Linked DNA regions of Homo sapiens: regions 2 and 3 are each linked to region 1. Evidence: chromatin loops called from intact Hi-C (ENCODE). Cell type or tissue: PC-9. All regions are shown on one strand.

Region 1 (8,000 bases):
AGTAGTCCTAGGAGACGGAATAGAAGGAGGTGGGGCCTAGGCAGATTCATCTCTGCGGTGCATTTTGCCTCTGGCCCTCGGGCCCTAGTTTGCGATCTTTCCCATCTTGCCTCTGCTTCCCTCTGCACAATCCTGAGTATTGCAGTACCTTACACTTAAGGAAATTTCGTCTTGCCAAAGTTGATCCATTTCAGCTCCGAAACATAACAGGAACTAGTGCAACGATAAACGTATGAGGAACTTGCAATAAGAGTGACAGAATCCTTTGAATCAAAAAAAAAAAAAAAGCCACCACTTAATGAGTATCTACCATATGTCAAGGGCTTCACCAATATTTCATTGAAATATTCCAGACCAAATAAATAAATAATAAAAGAAAAAAAGAAAAGGGGGAGGGGGCAGAAAAATAAAATAATGTTTAAAAAATTCCTGACAGCCCCACCCTGTGGGTTTTACTGTTTTACTGTCATCATTTTACACCAATCACTGAGAGGTAAAGCCTGATAAGACTTACAGAGGCACAGACCCTGAAAAGATCGGGACCCAGGTCTCAGGTAATTGAGTTACAAAAACACAGTCCCGAGTGGTAAGACAAAGAGGAAACAAAGTCCAACCACGTTCAGATTTCCTGCGATGACTTAGGCAATGTTTTCTGAAATATCTTTCCAACAGAAAAATGGTGCAACTGCTTTGCTAGTGCTTCAGCATGCACGTGGGCCCTGCGGCCACTGGGACCTCAGTCGATCTGCCGGGAGCGGCCGCACAGCTCCCAGCCTCCAGGCGCGCCGCAGGAGGACTGTTAGGCTCGAAGCCCCGGAGCCACCCAGGGACAGCGGCGGGTACTCTACCAGCGGGCGCTGGGAGCTGCCGGGCAGCATTCCATTCAGGACTCATTCCTTTTCTCTTCAGTGGAAGTGAAATGATCCTTTCCAGGTAACAGCCGAGCATAGGGGACTGCGGGACATCTCCGCCTCTTCCTTGGCTCTGGGCCTTCGATGTAAGGCGTTAGAGGACAATCTTTGTTGGCTGGATTTCTGTTCTTCCCCTAGAGATATCTGGTTCTTTGGAGGCCACTTGGGCAATTGGGTGAGTAGTTTTAAATGTCTCCCTTGGGATGCCAAATAAGAAAACGACCAATGTCGATGTGGCTCCCTCTCTTTCAGCACAGACAACCCATCAGACTGGAATATTATTAGTCTACGTATGTGGAAGGGGGTGTTATGGGGAGTAAAATAGAATCCAAGAGTGAAGGACTTGGCCCAAAAAGGACTGTTGAGATTGTTCTAAAGAAACTGGTCGGGCGCAGTGGCTCACGCCTGTAATCCTAGTACTTTGGGAGGCTGAGCTGGGAGGATACCGAGGTCAGGGGTTCGAGACCAGTCTGGCCAACAAGGTGAAGCCCTGTCGCTACTTAAAAGAAAAGAAAAGATTAGAACAGAAATTAGGAAAAAGACAGGCAGTTCCTAGCCCCAGAAAATCCAGAGACCTGGCTGACTTCCTTTCCTCTGCACTAACCTGCTGAGGGAACTTGGGCAAGTCTTCGCCTCTTTGGACACATAGAGTCAATGCATTGGCGTTGCAGGATGCCCTTCCAACCTCTGTGCTTCTAGATTCTTATGAATGTGTCTCCAGAAACTCAATAGTCCATGCATTGGCGTTGCAGGATGCCCTTCCAACCTCTGTGCTTGTAGATTCTTATGAATGTGTCTTCAGAAAGCTCAATAGTCCAGGCTTGAAAAAGCACCGGTTTGTCCTCCTTTCTGGGCCCCCTTTCTGGGCCCCTGGAGGAGAGGAGGGTGATGGACTGGGGTACATTTTGGGACTCTAAAAGCATTCCTGGCTTGAGTCTCAGGAAAGTGAATTCAGAGGGAGTTGTAATCTTTGCAAACACCAATACAATAGCACTTCTTGTATGCCAGGAGCTGTTCTCAGTGCTTTACATATATTAACAGAAAACAGTTCTATGAAGTAGGTACTGTTAATCTCCCTATGTTATAGATGAGGAAGCTAAGGCACAGAGAGATTCAACAACTTGCCCAATGTCACTCATCAATGACAGGGCAGCATTGAGACCTCAGTAAATCTGGCTCCAGAGTTTGTGCTCTTAGCCAAGCATCTGAGGATGGAGAGAGGAGATGAGGCTGTTTAGAATTCATGGGAAGAGCATGCAGATCCAGTTCTGCTTTTGTTGGTGTTCTGAATTCAAGGCAGGAGTCACATGTTTGCAACGGATCAAGGCTTTAGAGCAGGGTAGCTACGAATGGGTGGACCTGTGTGCCAGTGACCTGGAAAAGTATGACGGAGTGAAGGAATACCCCCTTTAGGACACAGTTGGAACAGGAACAAAGTTTTCCTTTTCTAGGTTAACAATCACTTACCTGATACCTGCTCCCAAAACGAATCCTATTGATGAAGGATCTTCTTTCTGAGCAGTAAACCTGTGTTTAATTAACCTTATGCAAATGAGCTTAATTGCTTATCAGTGGCTGTTGTCCAGAAGCACCTAGGGATTCCTTCCCTCAGACATTTTCAGCACCTAGATGAACCGCAAAGTTGGAAGCCTTTCATCTACACATGTGTTGTGTGCCTGTGGAGCCCTGGGCCCTGTGTTGAAGATTGCAAGGAAAAGCAAGGTGTGACCCCTGCTGTGGACTTACTTTCAGTCTTAGGGCAACAGACACTTACAACCAAGAATAACAAAGGGAGGTGAGTGCCCTGCTAGCCTCATGAACCGAGTGCCACTAGAACACAGAGTCACCTGTGCTCCAGGAGTTAAGGGGTCTTCTAAGTGGTGCTTTTGCACACAGGTTACCCTGATTTGCAGAGGAAATGGAGATGGGAAGGGACTTACTGCTTTCTCCCGTGGGGGTGAAAAATAAACCCACTTGATGCTGTCTCCAACGGCGGCTCCAACTTTGCTCAGTCTCTCACTCTGGATTTGCCAGAACAGGTGGGGATAGAGATCATCTTCCCACTGCGGATCCCAAGAGGGGCCCCGGCTTCCGTTCACTCTTGTCCCTTACCCCAGACCTGGGACTCCAGAGCCAGACCTCCTGTAGGCACCGCTGGGGACCAGGCCAAACCAAACACTCCAGGAGAACAGCCCACAGGATATTCTGTGTTCAACTGCCTCCTCCAACTTCCAGGCCCCACTTTTTCTCCCTGGGACCCCAGGCACCCTGGTCTGGGCCTTCGGGCGTTGGCTGTAATGCTTAAAATCTGTCGCAAGGTGGCAACATTGTGGCGAGAAATAGACTTTTTTTAAATCCTGGGTTTTTTTTTTCAAAGCATATTTTCCCTATTAATGTTTCATTTAACTTAATTAGAATCTGGTAAACTAATTAAAGTAGCTACGAGCCCCGCAATCAGCAATAATTAGTATAATTATTGATAATTACATCCATACCAATCGTTTGGTTATTAACATTTTTGGGGGGAACAAACCACTTCTGAAGGGACGCGAAGCCCGGGAGGGTTTTTGCGACTGAGCTTTCTGGGTCGGATCCGCCTACGACTCCAGTCCGCAGAGATTCCTGCCCAGATGGGGCGTCCCTTCCGGAGGGCCCCAGCTGCCTAGGAGCTTTTCCACTTTGGGGGGAGTTGGGAAGGAAGGGTGGGAAGGAGCATTTGCCTGGCTCCTCTGTCGAGCCGCAGCCACGGAACTTCCTGCCTGGGTGGTAATGGTGATGCCCATTTTACAGAGAAGAAAAGTGCAGCTTCCAAAGGTGCAATCCGCGGTGGGGAAAGGGGCCGGCAAACTCCCACACCCGCGCTGTCCCGCCCCGTCGCAGTTCCGCGGGCCCTGGCGCGGCCTGGAGACTCCAGTCTCTTCCTCTCTGGACCTCAGTTTCGCCACCGGTCCAGCGGAAAGCGGATCTGGTGGGTCCCATGCATATGAAACGTTCCCGCTCCCTAGAGGGGCCCTGCCCGGAGATGGCCTGTCCGGAGGCGATGCTTCGCCATTTGCCGGCGCCCTCTTCATTGTTATCTCCTTTGTGTCCGCTCTGGTCTTAGCCGTCGGAACATCCTGGGACTCCAAGGCTCCGACCCCCAGCGCAAAGGACTCTAGGGACTGGCTTCCTGGCTGTACCGCGCAGCGGGACTCCTCGTCTGCACAGCTTCGGGGAGGCCCAGAGCACGCCCCTACTAGCCGGCTCCGTCCAAGGCCCACCAAGACAACCCGCCACGAAACTTCCCGGCCCCCTCAGCCCAGGGCTCCCGGTCCCGAGCTGCTGGCCGGTGGCGCGGGGCCTGCCGCCCGCCTTCTACGAGCCGCATGGACGGAGGCCTGCGTGTTATTTCATAGAGGCCGAAACGGAGACCCAGGAAAGATAAAAGAAGGGCTCAACCCGGGACCCCCACTAGCCAGCCGAGGGCGAGAAATGAAAGCCAAGGCTGAATGATTCCCTGTGCCGTGAGCTCTCTCCCACTCCATCCACACTCTCCTCCCTGCAAAGAGTGTTCTGCAATTTGCAGCGTCGTCTGTAGCCCAAGCAGGAGGTGCGCTGTGGAAACTGAGGCCGCTGGGAGGCCTTGCCAACCGTGACCCGGACGTCGGACGCCCCAGCCGAGGCCCGGCGAGTCCTTAGCCCCTCTCGAACTAAAATGGACCGAACAGAAAATGCGGACGGGGCTCCCTCCTTTCGGGTAGCGGCGGGGCAGACGGGAGGCCGTCTGTGACCGAGCTCTCCAAGTCCCGCCTTCCTTTCCAAGCCTGCCCGGCGGAGACCACCTTACTCCCTGAGACCTCCGCCCTGCCGCAGCGCTCCCAGGCCAGGCCAGGCCGGCGGTGCCCGCGCCATCTAAAGGGACAATTCTGGTTGAACCTGGGATTCCCGGCAGGGCGCCCTGTCTGTGAGCGCCCCGGAGGTAACTTCCCCGGTGTGGCAGGCGTGGAAATGGGCATGGATGAACCCTCGGCGCCTTCGAGCTCTTGAGGAAAGAGCCCGGGACCGCTGCGCTAAGGACCGTGACGTAATGCCCCTCCTCCATTCCGGGCCCAAGGGAGGGTCCTAAACGCGGAGAGGGAGTGCCCTGTGGGGGAAAACTGAGTGTGTCTGGAGGGCACAGTGGAGAGGTTGAGTGCTCGCTGCTGCCCACTTGAGCAGGCCCGATTCTGACCCTGGGAGCCCCAGAACCCGCGGGGCGGCTCCCACCCCCACCTGTTGCACGGTGTTCCGCCGCCCCGCTCCGCCGGTGCACTCCCACCTCCGTAGCCCCAGAAGTGACATCTTTTATTATTATTATTATTATTATTAAAAACGAAAGTCACGGGTACAGGGTGGTCTCCCCAAACAGGCTCCAGGTGGTTGCCATCTCGTGAGTCAGTTGTCGCCCTTTTAAAGTGCTGTTACATCAAGAGGTTACAACAAAAAATAGCCAAAGCAAAATCCAAAGGGGAATGCAAAACGGGACTGGAAGTGGGTCCAGGAGAAGGAAGCAAAAATAACTTACAGCATAAATAAATTAAAGTGAACCTAATACTGAACCGAGAGACTCACAGTACATTTATATCCATTGCACATAGCCACTTTGTCATTAGGAACAGGAGTTTCAGAAGTGGACGGGACGGGGAGTGCGGGGCAGGCGCCAGCGAAGTTGCTACATTGTATTCACAATCGGGTTCAAGGCTATACAATGGGAGGGGGCGCTCTCCCCTCCCGCCCCCCGTCTGTCCAGTTAACCCCTTGAGGTCCGATGCCCTAGAGTTCACACGGGGTAGGGGGATTTGAGGCGCGAGGCGGTATTTACACTTGGAAACCAAGCCGGGGCCCTGGACAGGGACGCCCGGGAGGGGGCGGGCAAGGCCGGGGAGCCCGGGAGGAAGGCGGGCGGACGGGCGGCTGTATTTACATCGGTCGGGTCCGAATGGCTTGTTCCTCGCTCAGGGCCACCGCAGCAGCGGGTATTTACAAGGAGCAGCATGGCTTGAGGGCGCAGGGGTGCGGCCAGGCCGGCCCTAGGGCAACAGCGGTGGCTTGAAGGAGCAGTTGCCAGTGCAGTGGCGGGGCGTCAGCATCTTGCAGGAGAAATGGTGCAGGGCGTCGTGGGCTTCTGGGGAGACAGTCGCGAGGGTCACTCTGGGCGCCTCTCCAGGCTCACCTCACCGCGCAGTCCACCCTTTCCCCTCCCCGGCCTTACCAACCCTTTGGGGTCAGGGAATCTCAACCGAGCGGATCAGGAGGAGGCAGGAGGGTAGGACAAAAGCTGGTGATTCAGAACCACTGCTCTGGTTCAGTAGCCCCATTTTACAGAAAAGGAAACTGAGGCACAGTAAGAGAGGAGTCAACCTGCTCAAAGCCAGAATTGGTAATAGAAGGCAGATTTTTCTGACGTCCAAAGCCCAAGGGGCTCTTTCTTTTTACCCCCACCATCCTAGAATAATCTTCCCGTTAAAATCAGTTCCCACTTTTCTCCCTCACAGATCCTGATCCACGTGGATCGTGGCCTTCCTCACTAGTCCCACTATTCATTCATTCAGTCGACAGCACGGCCGGCACCCAGCACCCCTCCTATCTTTGTTTCCCGGCTTCCGCACCTTTCAATTTCTGCTGGATGGCATAGCGCGCCTTCCGCTCCTGGTCGAGTTCGTTACACAGGGTATCTGGAAGACAAGGGGAGGGGCCAGTGAGGAAACGCAGACCACCCTCCGAAAGGCCGGGGTCACAGCCCGGGCTTCCTCCTCTCCCCAGGGCTAAGCTCCGCGCAGAAACAACTCCAGGGATGGGGGAGGGGGTACCGGAGCTCCTAACTGCAGACTGGCGGAGGAAGGAAATGGCCTGGGATGGCGCTTAAAGGCAGATGGATCTAACCAAAATTAAAGCAAACTTAGGCATTACTTCCCAGGTAATTTTACGCCTCGATTTTTAATTTAGAAACCATGGAAATTGCCGCGATAAGAAGTTCAATCACTCCATGTAATGATGCCTGCAAGCCGTTTGCTGGGCTCGCTTGCCATTCTGAGGCTAATCAGAGTATACAAAGCATATTAAATAAAAAAATAATTGTTAAATTACCTTCAATTTAAATCCAAATGACTGAGCCAACATTGCGGCTCCTGCCAGACGAGAGGCAGTTACGGCCCGTGCACGAGCTCACCTGACTCCCGTCTTACCTCTGACAATTTGCAGCTGTTGCACCATTTCTTCTCGATAAGCCAATTCCCTCTTCATTTGATCCTGAAAATTATCTGTGCAAATTGATTAAGTGAGAGCTGTTACGCACAGCCCCCTCTCCCGGCTCCACTTTCTCACTCCTGGCCCCCCCTTTCACCCCTACCCCCAACTCCCACCCAGCCATTCGCCTGCAGCCCTGGAAAAGGACAGTTTCTTGTCTCCTGCAGGGCACCTAGTACCAGTTGCCTGGCACCCGGCTTTCGGAGTAGGTCGGGGCACCCTGGTGGAAGGCTCGGTGATGAGGTGGGGTGAGGCAGGATGGCAGTGGGTACCTTTGAGACTCTGAAATTCCCGTTCCAGCTTCTTGCGGAGCTCCATTTGTTCCAGGAGCAGTTTTTGCAATTCCTCTGTGAAAGGGGAAAAGTGGGAGGTAAAGTGGGAGGTAAAGCAGGGTTATTTGGAGCTCAGGTTCTGCCTTGGCCAACAACCCTGAAAGGAGAGTTGAGAAGGATGACCAGTAGGTGGAGGCCCTCCGCTCTCTGGCTTTACCAACTGCATTCAAAGGATTTGGGTGAAGAAACTGGGCTGTGGGTAGGATGCCCAGGAGAATAAATTCAGGACGGTGGAATCTAGGCCCTGGCTCCAGGAACTATGCAGCTGGGCAACTGCTTTAAGTTGTTCCTCACTCCCTAACCTAAGAGGCTGGCCCACGGAAACTTGATTTCCCACTTCAAGTGACAGACCCCGCCCCCGCCCCGGCCCCGACCTCCCCCCCCCGCACCGCCGCCCTTTCAATATAAATCAGGGAGGCTTTGGTCAGAGCCTTGGACACCTTTCCCAGAAAAATACACATACAACAGTTTGCCTGCAATTTCAGGAGGTCTG
Region 2 (8,000 bases), 790 kb after region 1:
CAGAGCTTGCAGTGAGCCGAGATTGTGCCACTGCACTCCAGCCTGGGAGACAGAGAGACTCCGTCTCAAAAAAAAAAAAAAAGAAAGAAAAAGAGAAAGAAACAAAGAAAGAAAGAAAGAAAGAAAGAGAAAAAGAAACTGAGGCCTAGAAAGATGAAGTGACTTGCCCAAAGGTCTCATAACTGACACACAGCCTCTGGACTTACATTGCAGACTCTCAGTCCCGTGTTCATCCTGCCACTAGGTTAGGTGATGTCCTAGGTCTAATCTGTAGTGTACACATGGAAAGATATAAGTGAAGATTGGTTTGAGGTGCCAACTGCTAAAATTTAGGTGACTTGGATCACAATCCTGCTGTTTCTTGTATGGTTTCTTTTCAGTTTTAGTTGCACTATATTTCACTGCCTTCAAATAATTACTAGGAAATGACAGGGACCAGAAGAAACATAGGCACATAGTACAGGATGATACACAGCCCTTTATCAGAGCTGACTTCACTTACAGATGAAGAGGATGGCTGCAACCTGGGGAAAGAGTCTCTTTGCCTGAAAACTATCTGAAGTTCTTTTTTAGTGCAATCTTAGCGCACTGCAACCACCACCTCCCAGGTTCAAGCAATTCGCCTGCCTTAGCCTCCCGAGTAGCTGGGACTACAGGCACGCACCACCATGCCCAGCTAATTTTTTTGTGTTTTTAGTAGAGACGGGGTTTCATCATGCCGGCCAGGCTGGTCTCAAACTCCCGACCTTGTGATCCACCCGCCTCAGCCTTTCAAAGTGCTGGGATTGCAGGTGTGAGCCACCGAGCCTGGCCAATTTTTTTATTTTTAGTAGAGATGGGGTTTCACCATGTTGGCCAGGCTGGTCTCGAGCTCCTGACCTCAGGTGATCCACCTGCCTCGGCTTCCCAAAGTGCTGGGATTACAGGCGTGAGCCACTGCACCTGGCCCTATCTGAAGTTCTTGAAGCCTAGTTAAGGACCTGATTAATGGACCAACTGGAGTGCCCAGGGGTCTGGAGGGCCTGGTCCTAGCAATGGACCTGCTCCCAGCTTGCAAGCTGTTTACACTCCTAGTTTTGGCTTCCTCATCTGTAAGATGAAGGGAGCCGACTGGCATTGCAAGCTGCAAATACATGACTCAGTGCCCTCCTTTCATTACCCACTGCAGACACTGCTACTTAGTTCTTCTCTGGGTTCTTCTCTGCCTTGGAATTCTTCTTTCCACCCTGCCATGGAGCTGTCATTCTTCTAGCTGAAAGCTTTTTGCCTTTGAGACTCTCCTAGCTCTGACCTAATTCCCATAACTAGATGCAAATGACCATGAGAGAGTAACACCTCAAGTTCTTGCCAGCTTTAATCAACTGCTAAACTCTCAGGGCCTTATTCTGCCAAGGCCACCCAGGAGGCCTAGGAGATAAGAGCAGGAGAGGAGGTGATAGAAGAAAAGGAAGTCTAGTGCCTACCAGGGCATCAGGGCACACATTGGGCCTATTGCCTGAGCATCCATTGTGGGCACACACTTCAGGGTGCTTTGTAGAAGAAATGCCACAAGAGAAGAGCCTGGCCTGCTGCCCTTGAGTAGCATGCAGTTAGTTTAATACAAGAGCCAGAAAATATCATTTCTGTTCCCAATGACGTGAGTAGCCAGAGTGGGAACTTGTATATCTAATTAATGGCTCTGTTGTCAAGTGTCCAGGACAGTGCCTGGCACAAAGTAGTCTCTCAGTAAATATTTGAATGAATGAATGAAAAACAAATGTACACACACACTGACAAAGGAACACTCTCCACCCTTGACGCTTCACTGGGTACCGTAGAGTTGAACTCCCAGCCAGCATGGAACTCACATTTTCATGGTGCTTTCCTTCCTCCCCTCAGATTTTTCCAAATGAGGCCATGTTACCTTAATTTAATGTCTAAAATACACACAATTATGCACTCCCCCTCAAACTCAAACCCCACTTTCTGTGGTTTTTGTGGTTTGTTACACATTCATTAAGTGTATTTTTACCGTTGTTGTTATTTTTTTAAGCAGATCTAAGCCCGTTTTAGGTAGAAATGCATTCCTCTTCTTGGGGCTGCAACAGGAAATTCTAAAAACCCTTTGTGGAGGTGCATCTTCCGTGAAGTTAAAGGTTCCAGGCCCAGCCTTCCAGCCACGTGGTTCAGGGTTAGTAGCTGATACTTCTGTGGAAACCTTGTCCATAAAGGGTCAGTTAGCACCAGGGGAGGGGCCTGGCAAGAGGTGAAACTCCAAGCACATCTATTAATTATGAGAGAGAACAACATGTTTTTATTTTGCTGTTCATTTAAACTGGAACTGAGAAAGGTTGCTGGGTCCCCACACATTATCTTCCTCCTCCCTCCTCCCCCCTCCCCCCGCTCCCCTTCCCCTCTGTGTACCTGCATGGGCTTGTGTTTGTGTGTGCACGGGTGCACATGGGTGTGTGTGTGTGTGTTTGCTGGCTCAGACTCTGTGCCCATACTTTGACACATTATTGCTTGGATTTATTCCTCTTCTGGGAAACAGGCACACGTCATTCAATTTAGAAGACGTGGGCTGACATCTACCACGTACAAGACCCCCTTGGCAATCTGGGTGACTCAGGAAGCAGAGCAAGTAGGTGCTTAGACCAATGGCAAAACCCCTCCCTTCCTTGCCCCACTCCTAGGCCAAGGAAAAAAGTTCAGCTTTATTGCATTCATCCAGGATTTTGCAATCAAAATCTCTAGAAGGAAGCTATTTTGAGCTCAGCCCACATGGATGGGTGGCATTTTTTTCAGATTTAGAATTGTTTTTCTTTGAATTTCATATGAGGGAGGACTGATCTTTCAGGATATCTAAGGGTCTTAACCCAGCCCTGTCTTAGTGACAGTCCCTGTGGGAACACGAAGATGAATCACACAAGGTCTCCAGGACAAGACCCACGCAGCACAGTAACCACAGCCTCTCCAAGCTCGAGTCCCTTGGTCTGAAGCTGGTAAAGAGGAGCAAGGAATCCCTGTGACCACAGGGGCCAGGCAGCACAGTTCCAGAGCCCTGGGGCAGAAGCCATGTGCAGGGCTGTCATTCCTTGGGACCAATATGAGTCATATCCAGAGAGCTGGGCATCCTAGAAACATTTTCTGGAAGCAAAATCTGCTGATCTAGGGGTCAGGGGGCTAAGGCTCTTTTTCTAGCTCTGTCAAGAATTCCTTTGAGATCCTGTGTCCAAGAGCCCTTTGCAAACACAAAACCCACATTCCATGGTTTATGACTGACATCCCGTGGGTACCTCCAGCACATCATAGAACTTCTCTGAGAGGCCCTCACCTAAATGATGAGGTAATAAACATGCCTGAGAGAGTGGGTGTGTAAGCCTTTGGGAAGGTATGTGATGGTGGGCCAAGATAAACAGCTTTTAGCATCATCTCTCTTTCCCATCACACACACAAACAACTGCCCCTCAACCGTAATGAAAGCAGCCGGTCCCTGCCAGGCACTGAGCTAAGTTACACGTCTTCATTTATATAGCAGCTCCTTAAGCCCCTCCCCTGATCTCAAGGCCTTCTGGTGAAAGATCCAAGTCCAAAAGTTGAAGGAATCTAATTACATGTGGGGAGAAGGACCAGGTATGGATTCCAGCACTCATTTTGCAAAATGCTTAGAGGATAAAGCAGAGATCTCCTGCTCTGCGGGTGTGTCTCTGTCTTTCCTCAAGATGGCCTGTGGGAAGAGAGGCTGGCCTTGGAAGCGAGAGCCCACCCCTTGGAGCTCCCTCATGTCCTTCCCTAGGCACAGGTGGGTTCTGTCTTCCCTCCAGTGGGGTCCACAGAGCATGTGACCAGGGGCAGAAGTTTTCCCTGGGCTTGAGATGGGGTGTGGGTTTGAGTTTTGCTGCCCTGGGCCTAGAACTCCATTTCCCCATTTGTTTTTTGACCAGGTTGAGACATAGTTCCAGTGTGAACTGATTTCCCCATCTCTGGGCTATGCTATCGCAAATAACTCACACATGAGTAATGTGCCCATGTTTGTGTAGAGTTTATTTAGATAAGAAAAACAACTCGAGGCCTCATGGGAGGGGCTGCTCAGCACCACTGAGCCAGGCGTTTCCTGGGCCTGCCCAGGAGAGCCAGGCCTTCAGGCTGCTGGAGGGTGGCTGAAAAGCCCACATGCTCAGACATCTCCAGGGCCTGCCCATGGGAAGAAAAGTGAGGGATGGAACAGAGGATGGGGAACAGAGGACAGGGAAGCTGGAAGCTGGGTATTGAGTGTAGCTCTGTAGCCATAGTTGTGTGCCCTTGGGTAAGACACTTCAACCCTCTGAGCACTAGTTTCCCCTCTTTGCAAAGGGACAGGTTGGGGGAAAATAATAACAACATCCAGCCACCAAAGGATTGTGGAGATTAAAAGAAATGACCTAAGGGAGAGACTTTGTAAACTGCAGAGGCCAACACACAAGTTAGTTATTAATTAACGGCTGGATTAAGGCCGTGTTTTCAGGCCACACTCAACAGTGGAGTTGGCACAATGCCGGGATTCAAAGGCCTGGGTCCAAGTTCCAATCTGCCAGCACCCAGTCACAAGACCTCAAGCCTCCTCATCTCCCCGAGACCTAGGATCACCTCTGTGAAGTGAGGATAGTGATTCTTCCACCACATAATCCTTGAGGCTCTGTGTTGGCAGTTTTGAAGCAAAGGATAGCTATGAACCTGTTTTGTGAACTGTACAATGTACAAATATGAGATGATGCTGCCAAGTTATTCAAAGGGTCATTCATCAGTGAATCAACGTATCAACAAGCCTATTAGCTGGACAGTTGAGGATACACCAATAAGCCGTCTAGCTGGGGATGAGAAGAGGGAGGGCTGCACGTGAAGGGTTAATTCACAATGTAGAGTGATAGTGGTGAGCAGACTTTTAGGCTGAAGGCTGAAGGGCTCATCCTTTTTAAATTTTGAAACAAGGTCCTGCATTGTCACCCAGTCACCCAGGCTGAGTACAGTGGCACAATCATGGCTCATTGTAGTCTCCACCTCCCAGGCTCAAGCAATCCTCCCATCTCAGCCTCCCAAGTAACTGGGACTACAGGTGCGCACCACCATGCCCAGCTAATTTTTTGTATTTTTTGTAGAGGTGGGGTTTCGTCATGTTGACCAAGCTGGTCTTGAACTCCTGAGCTCAAGCAATCTGCCTGCCTCGGCCTCCCAAAGTGCTGGGATTACAGGTATGAGCCACCAAACCTAGACTCCTTTTTTTTTTTTTTTTTAACCTATAACCCTTTGGGAACAATGTCTTAACACAGTCACTTGTTTAAAAGAAATCTATTTTTTTTAAAGCAGAACTGATTTTTCAAACAAAGAGTTAAACAGAACCCCAGGTTATAAAGCATGAAAGCAAATCTGCTCTGGATGAAACAGGGGTCTGGGCCCAGAGCCAGGACTATGTAGCACCCCCACTCCACCCACTCACTGGTCTATCTCACCAGTCCTACTCCTCAACAGCCCCAGAGGCACCCCCTCCAAGTGCAGAGTTTCTACAGCTTCCAAATCACAGCCTCCTGGTCTGTGAAGCATGTATCCCAGAGACACTCTCACACCAGGAGGCACGTGCATGCATGTTCATAGAAGCATTACTTATGGTGATGATCATTGGAAACAACCTAAATGTCCATCAGCAAGAAAAAGGGTAAATACATCATGATCTATGTACACAGTGTAATTAACTTTGCTACAGTGAAAGTGAATGAATGTGAGCTACATGTATCAACAAAGATTAAGCTCTCAAATACACTACTGAGTGCAAAGAATAAGTTGCAGAATATGTGCTACATTGTATCGAATCTAAAACTAAAAAAATTATATATACTTAGTGATACATATACACATAGTTAGAGTATGAAGATGTGCATGGGAAATAAAGCTTCTAGAAGAAAACATAGGAGAATATCTTTATGACTTTGGGATAGGCAAAGATTTCTTAAATAGGGCACAAAGCATTAACCATAAAGAACTGATACATTCGATTTTCATTAAAATTAAGAACTGTGGCCGGGTGCAGTGGCTCACGCCTGTAATCCCAGCACTTTGGGGGGCCAAGGCGGGGGGGATCACCTGAGGTCAGGAGTTTGAGACTAGCCTGACCAGTATGGTGAAACTCAGTCTCTAGTCTCTACTAAAAATACAAAAATTAGCTGGCCGTGGTGGGGTGCACCTGTAGGCCCAGCAACTCAGAAGGCTGAGACAGGAGAATCGCTTGAACCCAGGAGGTGGAGGTTGCAATGAGCCGAGATTGCGCCACTGCACTCCAGCCTGGGAGGCAGTGAGACTCTGTCTCAAAAAAAAAAAAAAAAAAAAAAATTAAGAACTGTTCATGAAAAGAGACATTGAAGAAATACTGAAAAGGAATACAAAAAATAGGAAACGAGATTTGCAATATATATTGAAGGAACTCCTCCAAGTTACACAATGAACTGTAGATCAATATGAAAAGGAAAGGAGGTCAATTTTTTAAAAATGAAACTTGAACAGCTCTTTATAAAAGAGAATATTCAAAGGCTGCTAAGCATATAAAAGGGTGTTCATCCTTACTAATTACCTGGAAAATGCAAATTAAAACATAATGCCATACACCACATACCCATTAGGATGGCTAAAATTTAAAAGATTAACAACACCAGTACTGTCAAGGATGCGGATTAATCAGAGCTCTCATCCATTGCTGGTGGGAAAGTAAATTGGTGCAACCACTTTGGACAACGGTTTGACAGCATTCACTATTGAACACATGTAAACATCCTCCCAAATTCTACTCCTAGTTACATACCCAGGAGAAATAAGCCATTAAGTCCATCAAAAGACATGTATAAGAATGCTTATATATTCATAATAACCTTAAACTGGAAATAACACAAATGTCCATCATTAGTAGGATGGATAAATTATGGTATAGTCACACAAGAATTCTACACAGCAGTAACAACAAATGAACTACTGCTGTGCAAAACAACAGGGTGACTCTTACAGGTGAAATAAGCCAGACACAAAAGAGAATCATGTGTATGATTTCACACTTAGGAAGGCCAAAAGCTGGCGAAACTCATCCGTGTGGTAGAGGTCAGACCAGTGGTACACTGAACTGGTACTTCCTGAGGAAGCTTTCTGGAGTTCTGGACATGTTTCCTAGCTTGATCCAAGTGGTGGTTGCACAGACAGACATATTCATTGGTAAAATCCATCAAGTTGTACATTTAAGATTTGTGCACCTAATGCAAGTGATACTTTGATTAAAAACTTACAAAATGAAAAGATATGTATGGGAATGAAAATTACAAAGTTCAGGGCAAACACTACATTCAGCACCGTTCCTTATGTGGGGAGGGAGAAATCACCTTGGAGTTGTGAGTTGTGATATAAAACAACCCAGATGTTCCCGTTTACCAAAGTGAGACTGTGCCTGGTGCCATGGCCCGCACCTGTAATCCCAATACTTTGGGAGGCTGAGGCAGGTGGATCACTTAAGTTCAAGACCAGCCTGGGCAACATGGTGAGACTTTGTCTCTATAAAAAATACAAAAAATTGGCCGGGCGTGGTGGCTCATGCCTGTAATCCCAGCACTTTGGGAGGCCGAGGCAGGTGGATCATGAGGTCAAGAGATCGAGACTATCTTGGCCAATGTGGTGAAACCCTGTCTCTACTAAAAATACAAAAATTAGCTGGGCATGGTGGTGCGTGCCTGTAGTCCCAGCTACTCGGAAGGCTGAGGCAGGAGAATCGCTTGAACTCGGGAGGTGGAGGTTGTAGTGAGCTGAGGTCATGCCACTGCACTCCAGCCTGGTGACAGAATGAGACTCTGTCTCATAAATAAATAAATAAATAAATAAATAAATAGTCAGGCATGGTGGCATGCACCTGTAGTGGGAGGCTGACATCAGGGGATCACTTGAGCTTAGAAGGTGGAGGCTGCAGTGAGCTCTGACTGCACCACTGCACTCCAGCCTGGGGAACAGAGTGAGACCCT
Region 3 (8,000 bases), 380 kb after region 1:
GCTGAAATGCTTTTGCTTCCTCTGGCTGCCCTAACCCCTTGGTTCTCAAAGGAAACAGGAGGACAAATTTTCTTCAGCCTTTTCCTCAACAGCAGGCTTGCCTGATTTGCTCAGATAATTGTTCTGTTCTCCATCTGGTCTTTCCATTGAAGACACCGCCTGAGGCATGCTTGTTTTGTGCACAGGGGTTCCTATCTCCCCTTCTAGACTGTCAGCCCTTTAGGGGATGCTGCCAAGTCTTTGTCTTCCTGCAGCACCTCGTGTCTGGGGCAGGGCACGCAGCAGGGTGCATTCGCAATTCCAGTGTTTCACTGTGAACTCCTCTTCCGTAACTTTTAGGAAATGAGATCCAGGTGGGTCACTTGAGGCTGGTTTCAGATTCAAATGCAGCAAATATTCACTGAGCACCTCCTCCGTGCCAGGCCCATGTGTTCTCACACCTCTCATTTAATCCTATTCTTGTATTTTTAGTAGGGACGGGGTTTCAACATGTTGGCCAGACTGGTCTCCAACTCCTGACCTCAAGTGATCCACCCACCTCGACCTCCCAAAGTGCTGGGATTACAGGCATGAGCACTGAGCCCAGCCCATTTAATCCTATTCTTGATTTGGGACTCTGATGGTAACTTTAGAATCTAATCTCTCAGCACTAGGTACTCTTGTCCCACTTTAGGTGAGCAATGATGGGGGCCTGAACAAAGTACTATGAGTGGGCATGGGAGACTTGGATGAATTTAAAATGTTTATGTGGTGGCTTTGACATGACTTATGATGACTTATAATAACTGGCTTGACAGGTTAATTGATTAGATGTGAGGGTGGGGGAAAAATATCACTGAAGGTTAGGGCTGGAAAGACCCTTAAAAATCACCTAATACAGTCAGTTTATAAATGGAGCGACTGTGGTGTGAAAAGTGAAGTGGTTGCCCTAGGTTGCAGAACCAGGTGTCAGAGGTGAGTAATGAGAACATAAGGTGTCTCAGCTGTCAGTCAGAAATCACTTGTTGCCAGTTGTTTGACTGATTAAAGGTCACTTTGTTAAAAATGGTTAGAATGCTAGAGAGATTTATATTAAGGTCTTAAGAGCACAAGGAATACAAAAAATAATTATCTCAGTATTACCTATATTACTGAAACACTTGCTGTCCAACGTTTTGGCAGTGGCTAAAAAGACTATGACACATCCAAGTGATGGGATAGTCTGATATAATTAGAGACAGTGGTTGTGAGGAACTTTTGATGATTTAGGAAGATGCACAAAACAGCAAAAGGAGGATAGAAAGTTACACAAGCAACATGACTTCAGCTTTGCAAAACTAATATATGTAGAAAAGACTAGATGAGAATATAACAAAATGTTACCAGCCAGTGTTAACATTAGCAGAATCACGATAACTGCAACTGTATATAGACTTCCATGTATATTCTAGATCTGCACTATCAAATATGGTAGCCACTAGCCTCATGTGGCTATTGAGCACTTGAAATGGTACAAATGCACACCAGATTTTGAGGACTGAGGATGTAAAAAAGAATGCAAAGTATCTCATTAATAAGAAAGTATTAATAATAAGATAATAATAAAACCACTGCTGCCTTGACTTCCTGGGCTCAAGCGATCCTCCTGCCTCAGCCTCCTGAGTAGCTAGGACTAATAGGTTTGCACCACCAAACCCTGCTAATTTTTTTTTCTTTCCTTTTTTGTAGAGACAAGATCTTGTTGCCCAGGCTGGTCTCAAACTCCTGCGTTCAAATGATACTCTCGCCTTGGCCTCCAAAAGTGTTGGGATTGCAGACCTGAGCTACTATGCCTGGCTGAATTCTATTTCTATTGGATTGGTTGTAAAGAAGTGCATTGTAGCCTGCAAAGGAGCAGGGCCAGTGGGGTGGAGAGGGCAGAAGTGCTACAGAGGCCCCTGCTCTCCACTGCCCTGACTGCTACTGTGCTGGATGCCGTGTGAACCACAGCTGCATCTGGAGGCCTTGGGCAGGTGAGAGCCAGCAGACAGGGCAGGAGTCAGGCAAAGGTCAGCTTGCCCAGATTGTTCTGGTCCAAGGATCTGGACCGCAAGCTTTGAGATGACAATGTAGCAACATGCTTCTGTGTGGGGAGGGGTGGGAGAGAAGCCTGGTCTTGAGCCCTTTTTGCCTGAGGTGTTCTCAGCAGATGGAGGCTGCCTGCTCACCCCTGCTGCTTCTGCCTCTTTCTGGTGACAGGCGGGATGAATGGGTGGCAGAGCACGCAGATGTGGGCAGATGTGCTCAGGCCCTACATTCTGTGCAAATAAAGTTCTCAGCAAAGGGTTTAGTGTTGCCTCTTGCCACCCTTCTCCTATGGGCATCAGGGCACGTATGGGACTCAGAGACTAATTTATAGATCAAATAACACTCACTGAAGAATCAGGATTTCAGAGCTTTATGAATCCAAAGATGCTCTGCAGACTCATCTCTAAGTTTTCTTATCGTCTTCTTCCTCTTTTTCTTTTTGTAAGAAGAACCAGAGATTTCAGACAGGATAAATGACCCACTAAAGGCCCCAGCTTTTGGTATCAGGGTCTGAGACAAATATCTGTGACCCAAAAGAAGTTGCCTCTCCGGGCCACACTTTCCTTAACTAATCACTCACTGGGGATAGTAGTCTGGGTGAATCCTCCCTCTGTTGCCTCCAGATGTATCTATGAGGCTAACAGGGAATTGTGTATATTTATCATATTGCCGAAAATTTTTAAAAAGACAGGCACTCCAAATAAGCCAACTCTGAGACATGCAGTACTGAGAATTCACCCACGCCAGAAATGGCATCCAGCCTTCAGGGTGAACTGTGATACACGGCCCATCATGCTCAGTAGCTGGTTGGCCAAAGGGATGTGTGAGTCACCTCTCTGCCCATGTTCACAGCATTCACAGCCCCAGTTCGACAGAAAATCCAGCATTGGACCACTTGATTTTTTCTAGAGTAAGACCAAGTGCTCGGTCACCTGCCCAGCTCCTCTGGTTGGTAGAGAATACAGCCATGGGTAGGCCATGGTTCCCTCTGTTTTACTGGTTTGGCTAGGTACAGAGCCAAGGGCTTATTTCCTTTTTACAGCTGTGGAGGCTGGGAATGCACTGGAGAGTGTTGAGTGGAGGAGTGATGTGAGCTAACTAATGTGACTCTAATTGCATTGACAAGAGGCCCTGAGGGGGCAAGGATGGAAACAGGGAGTCCAGTTAGGAAGACTTGCAGTAATTGAGGTGAGAGATGATGGTGGCTGGACCACACTGGTAACTGGAAGGTGGGAGAAGTGGTTGTATTATAGATATTTTTCAAAAGTAGAACTAAAAGGACTTATTGATGGATTGGATGTGCAGTATGAGAAAAAGGAGCCAAAGGTGTCTCCAAAACTTCCACCCTGAAGAAAATGGAAGAATAGCATTACCATTTCCCACTGGGGCAGAATGCCAGAGAAATACCTTGGAGGGTAAAATCAAGATTTCAGATCAGTTAAGTTTGAGATGCCTTTGTTACAGCATGTTATAGAGGGTGGGTTGAAATCTCAGGCACTTTTTCTCCTTTTGCAGCTGTAAAATCAGGAGGATGTGCATGGCTAGGCTCTAGGGATAAAACAGAATCAGTTCCTGGGAGGGAAGAAGCTTTTTCTCTGCTCTCACTTCTGGGCCTGGGGCTCAAGATTCTCCTGGATTGGTGAGAAGTGAGGTCTATAGGACCTGAGGCCTTCCCCAGGGGACAAGGCAGAGGCAGCTCAGTCCACTTCTCATCACGTTTAGGCTAAGATGCAGTAAGGTGGAGAAGGACAGGGGCAGCTTGGTAGGGGAAAAGTGACAACAGCTTGAGAGTAATGGGATTGGAGGGGACCGTGGCTTGGGAGAGGTGGATGGCTTTCTCAGGACAGAGAGTGCCCTGGACCAGAGTCACAGGACCTCGCTGGGAGTGCTGGCCTTGTGGTCTTAAGCAACTTCTTTCCCCTCTCTGGGCCTATTTCCTTGTCTATTAATATAGGCCTGATGGGATCTATCCCTGAGGGATATGTGTGGATTCAGTGGCTAAATGAGATAGTGTGTGAGACTATTACTACAGAGGCCTGGCAGACATAAATCTGTTTTGGGTCCTGACCACTTCTTCCCCATCTGACTGTTGGGAGCAGAGTTTGAGCAGGTGTAAGAATTCACTTGGTTCTTGACTTCTGTGTTCTTGCCTGCTTCTCAGAGACAGGGAGCACATTTAACTCTTTGCAGATGCTATTTAAATACAGGCCTCAGAATCCCAGCTATTATAAACAGAACACGTTTTCTTAGGCAGTTACTAAATGACATATTTTTTCCCCACTTGGATCACTGAATCTCCAGACAGCATGGAGCTCTCCATTGTGGTAAACAACACACCTCATGCTTAATTTTAAAGGAGTTGGTACACCCCACTGTAAGAATTTTCAATTAGTAAAATACTAATGTGATTATGGTATTTGGTAAGAGTTGTTTGCATAACATTAAAATGCAATAGGCCCTCTGCCTAAATCAATAGGCAGAGGGGAGAGCAGCCGCTTGGCTTGTTGCCACCTGGTGGCAGCTGTTGGGATAGCCCAGTCTCTTGGAGAAGTGAAGAACGGCAGTTGTCGCTGTACAGGGCAGTCACCCCGGTCAGCAATTGAGCCTCTTGGTTTTCAGCTTAGAGGCCTTCCCCTCTGTCTCTGTTAATCCTACTCATCTTTTTGGGCATGACTTAAATCACAGCTCCACGAAGCTATCTTTGAGCAACTAGAGCTTCCATCTCTGTACCAATCCCCTTGGACACTGCCTTCTATGGGGTGTTTGGAGTGGGTGGGGTAAGAGGCTGCAAACCATCTGTGCCCCACCACTTAGCACTCAGGGCCAGGCGTACCTAAGACTTCCGTGATTTTCAAAGGCCTTCAAAACTTTTGGATTCTGAAAAAAATCCAAAATCCATATTTGGGAGTTCCTGGCTCCCAAATATGAAAAGAAAACAGCAAAATAACAATGTTTTAAAAATATCAACCAAATAGAACATGTCGGTCAGATACAACACAATACTAATACAGTTATGTCTAAATCATATTCCATGATTATCCTCATGGAATAGATGAAATGGATTTTTAATACATTTGATACGATGTAGGATGGAATCTCTAAAACTAAAAATACTCAGGGCTTAGGGAGGTCTTAACCAGCACTGTCCTGGCTGACTGAGAATGACCTCCATCCTTCTCATCTCTTCATTTTATGGGTGAGGACTCTGAGGGTGAAATGACTTCTCAGGTCCCACATTTAGGGGAGGAACTAGAATCAAAGCCCAAGTTCCTGACTTCCAGGCTAGTTCTTTCTATGACACTTCATTGCCAGCATTAGTAGATCAATTTCTTCAGAGTGCCAAGTTTCTCTGTGACTTTGGAAATTCGTTCATGATATGCAGAAACTATATCTAAAATTAATTTGAGGATCAAAAATGGAAAATCTTGAAACTTAAACTTTCATCATCGGCAGCTGTATTTATACTTTTCACCTTTGTAAAAAAAAATCACAAATCTTTTAATATACTCTTGCTTTCTCTGCTTCCTTTTCTGAGTTTCTTCTGCAGCCTCCATGCATTTATGACCCTCCCTCTATTACTTTCAAGACCAATGGCCCAACTATTATTTATAAAGATACAGAATATACTCATTTCTTTTTAAGCATTTCTTTGCTTTTTTCTTATGAATTTTTGGAATGCTACTTTTTTATTTTGACATTAAGCACTAATTTATAATAAACATGAAAACACAATTTTTATAAGCTATTTCAGGTTTCTAGGACTAGTAATTGTATATGCGCCTTCCACGGCAATTCAATATAGTAATCCCATACTGTAGATAGTTATTCTCCCTCTTTAATTTCCATGCTATAAATGGCAGGGCTGGTGAAGGATTCTCTTAGTTGAGAAGTGCTCCTTTACTGTCACTTCAAATGATCTCCAAAAGTCTTCTGTGAGGATTTTCAAAGCAGAAGAGCTCTTGTTCTGTGGATCCCATTGGGGAAGATTCCTATGAACAGCCTTCGATGACCATCGTGCAAAGCAAAATCCTCTCTCGGTAAGGATGAGCATGTGGCATTGGCCCTAATCAGTGCAGTGAGTTGGCTGCAGAGTTCCCCTTTCCTTCCCAGTTTCTTTGACATTTCCAGGAAACCAGAATTTTTAAATAAAGAACAACCTTGGTTGCAGAATATATAGGCAAGAAATATGGACTGTCTGAGCTATGGCCTTAGAGTTGGTCTAGTCCAGTCCCCTCAAACCCCAGGCATGCGGCTCACAAGGGGAAGAGACTTGGTCAGGAGTAGAGTTCAGACCAGAGTTCAGAGCCCTTGATTTCAAATTCAAGGCAAGTTTGTTTACTTTTGGGAAATTCCTAGAGAGGAGAATGAGACTGAGAGCAAGAACCTCTCTTTTTCATACCTACATCCTGTACAACACTCAGCACAGCACTCCTGATATTAGTAGTGCCCAATCAATCTTTGCTGGGTGATTCAATAAAATAACACAAGGGGAAAAAAATCTTCCTTGAAAACACAGATAAGAGATGCTCCTTCACACCCACAAGGATGGTTGAAATAAAAAACCAATAACAAGTGTTGGCAAAGATATGGAGAAATTGGGACCCTTATATACTGCTAGTGAGGTGGCAAAATGGTACAGCTGCTTTGGAAAACACTTTGACAGTTCCTAAAAAAGTTAAACTTTGAGTTACCATTTGACCCATCAGTTCTGCTCTTAGGTATATAACCAAGACAAATGAAAACACATGTTTATGCGAACACTTTTATATGAATGTCCATTGCAACATTATTCATAACAGTCAAAAAGTGGACACAACCCAAATACCCATTCACTGATGAATAAATTAACAAAATGTGGTATAGCCGTACAATGGGATATTATTAAGCCATGAAAAGGAACAAAGCATTGATATATGCTACAACATGATGGAACCTTGAAAACATTATAGAAACTGAAAGAAACCAGTCACAAAAGCCCACCTATTGTATGATCTCATTTATATAAAATGCCTAGAATAGGGAAATCCATGGAGATGGAAAATGTTTTCCAGTGGCTGTGAGGAAGGAGGTATGGGGAGTGACTTCTAATGTGTACAGCATTCTTTTTTGGGGTTGAGGAAAATGTTGTAAAATTAGATAATGGTGATGGTTGCACAACTCTGTGAATATACTAAAAACCATTGTAATGTATATTTTAAAAGTGTGAATTTTGAATACTTTGGGAGGCCGAGGCGGGCGGATCACAAGGTCAAGAGATCAAGACCAGAGCCAAGATGGCCGAATACGAACAGCTCCGGTCTACAGCTCCCAGCGTGAGCGACGCAGAAGACGGGTGATTTCTGCATTTCCAACTGAGGTACCGGGTTCATCTCACTGGGGAGTGCCAGACAGTAGGCGCAGGATGGTGGGTGCAGCACACCATGCATGAGCCAAAGCAGGGCAAGGCATCGCCCCACCTGGGAAGCGCAAGGGGTCAGGGAATTCCCTTTCCTAGTCAAAGAAAGGAGTGACAGATGGCACCTGGAAAATCGGGTCACTCCCACCCTAATACTGCGCTTTTCCAACGGGCTTAAAAAACAGCACACCAGGAGATTATATCCCTCACATGGCTCAGAGGGTCCTACACCCAAGGAGTCTTGCTCATTGCTAGCACAGCAGTCCCAGATCGAACTGCAAGGCGGCAGCGAGGCTGGGGGAGGGGTGCCCGCCATTGCCGAGTTAGTTGTTTGATTACGTAAACAAAGCGGCCGGGAAGCTTGAACTGGGTGGAGCCCATCACAGCTCAAGGAGGCCTGCCTGCCTCTGTAGGCGCCACCTCTGGGGGCAGGGCACAGACAAACAAAAAGACAGCAGTAACCTCTGCAGACTTAAATGTCCCTCTCTGACAGCTTTGAAGAGTAGTGGTTCTCCCAGCATGCAGCTTGAGATCTGAGAACGGGCAGACTGCCTCCTCA

Evidence for each region. Peaks named below come from ENCODE experiments on the same cell type or tissue, not always from the same donor. Only the 100,000 strongest peaks of a DNase experiment are listed, where the experiment ranks them.
Region 2: it touches region 1 in a loop (6-fold over the local background); 5 of 110 quality-filtered maps call a loop at or near these places.
Region 3: a loop joins it to region 1, with 17 times the contacts of the local background. A loop is called at or near these places in 100 of 110 quality-filtered maps.

The regions. Positions count from the first base shown.
Region 1 is chr15:67,831,796-67,839,795 of GRCh38, reverse strand. It overlaps SKOR1 (SKI family transcriptional corepressor 1), which reads right to left. Exons shown (of 9, transcript NM_001365915.1): 6 at 7,448-7,522; 7 at 7,115-7,189; 8 at 6,539-6,604; 9 at 5,214-6,054. The coding sequence ends at 5,960. SKOR1-AS1 (SKOR1 antisense RNA 1) reads left to right here and starts at 917. Exons shown (of 3, transcript NR_120345.1): 1 at 917-1,086; 2 at 2,363-2,706; 3 at 4,015-5,488. LOC105370870 (a long non-coding RNA gene) reads left to right here and starts at 7,199. Exons shown (of 4, transcript XR_932395.3): 1 at 7,199-7,380; 2 at 7,993-8,000. RefSeq lists enhancers at 2,437-2,967, 5,465-6,301 and a silencer at 5,739-5,888. In PC-9, CTCF peaks have their summits at 3,007, 3,207 (motif pointing right), 5,744 (motif pointing right), 7,591 (motif pointing right) and 1 weaker place; DNase peaks (open chromatin) are centred at 45 and 825; H3K4me3 peaks cover 2,101 bases; H3K27ac peaks cover 819 bases.
Region 2 is chr15:67,044,940-67,052,939 of GRCh38, reverse strand. The region is part of intron 2 of SMAD3-DT (SMAD3 divergent transcript); the gene reads left to right. Among named protein-coding and RNA genes, the nearest start is that of SMAD3-DT, 15 kb to the left of the region's middle. In PC-9, no CTCF peak of the experiment used is centred here; DNase peaks (open chromatin) are centred at 2,689, 3,259 and 3,999; H3K27ac peaks cover 4,077 bases.
Region 3 is chr15:67,453,683-67,461,682 of GRCh38, reverse strand. All of the region lies in intron 16 of IQCH (IQ motif containing H), which reads right to left. All of the region lies in intron 3 of IQCH-AS1 (IQCH antisense RNA 1), which reads left to right. Among named protein-coding and RNA genes, the nearest start is that of C15orf61, 63 kb to the left of the region's middle. RefSeq lists an enhancer at 4,438-4,732. In PC-9, CTCF peaks have their summits at 4,327 and 4,526 (motif pointing left); no DNase peak of the experiment used is centred here.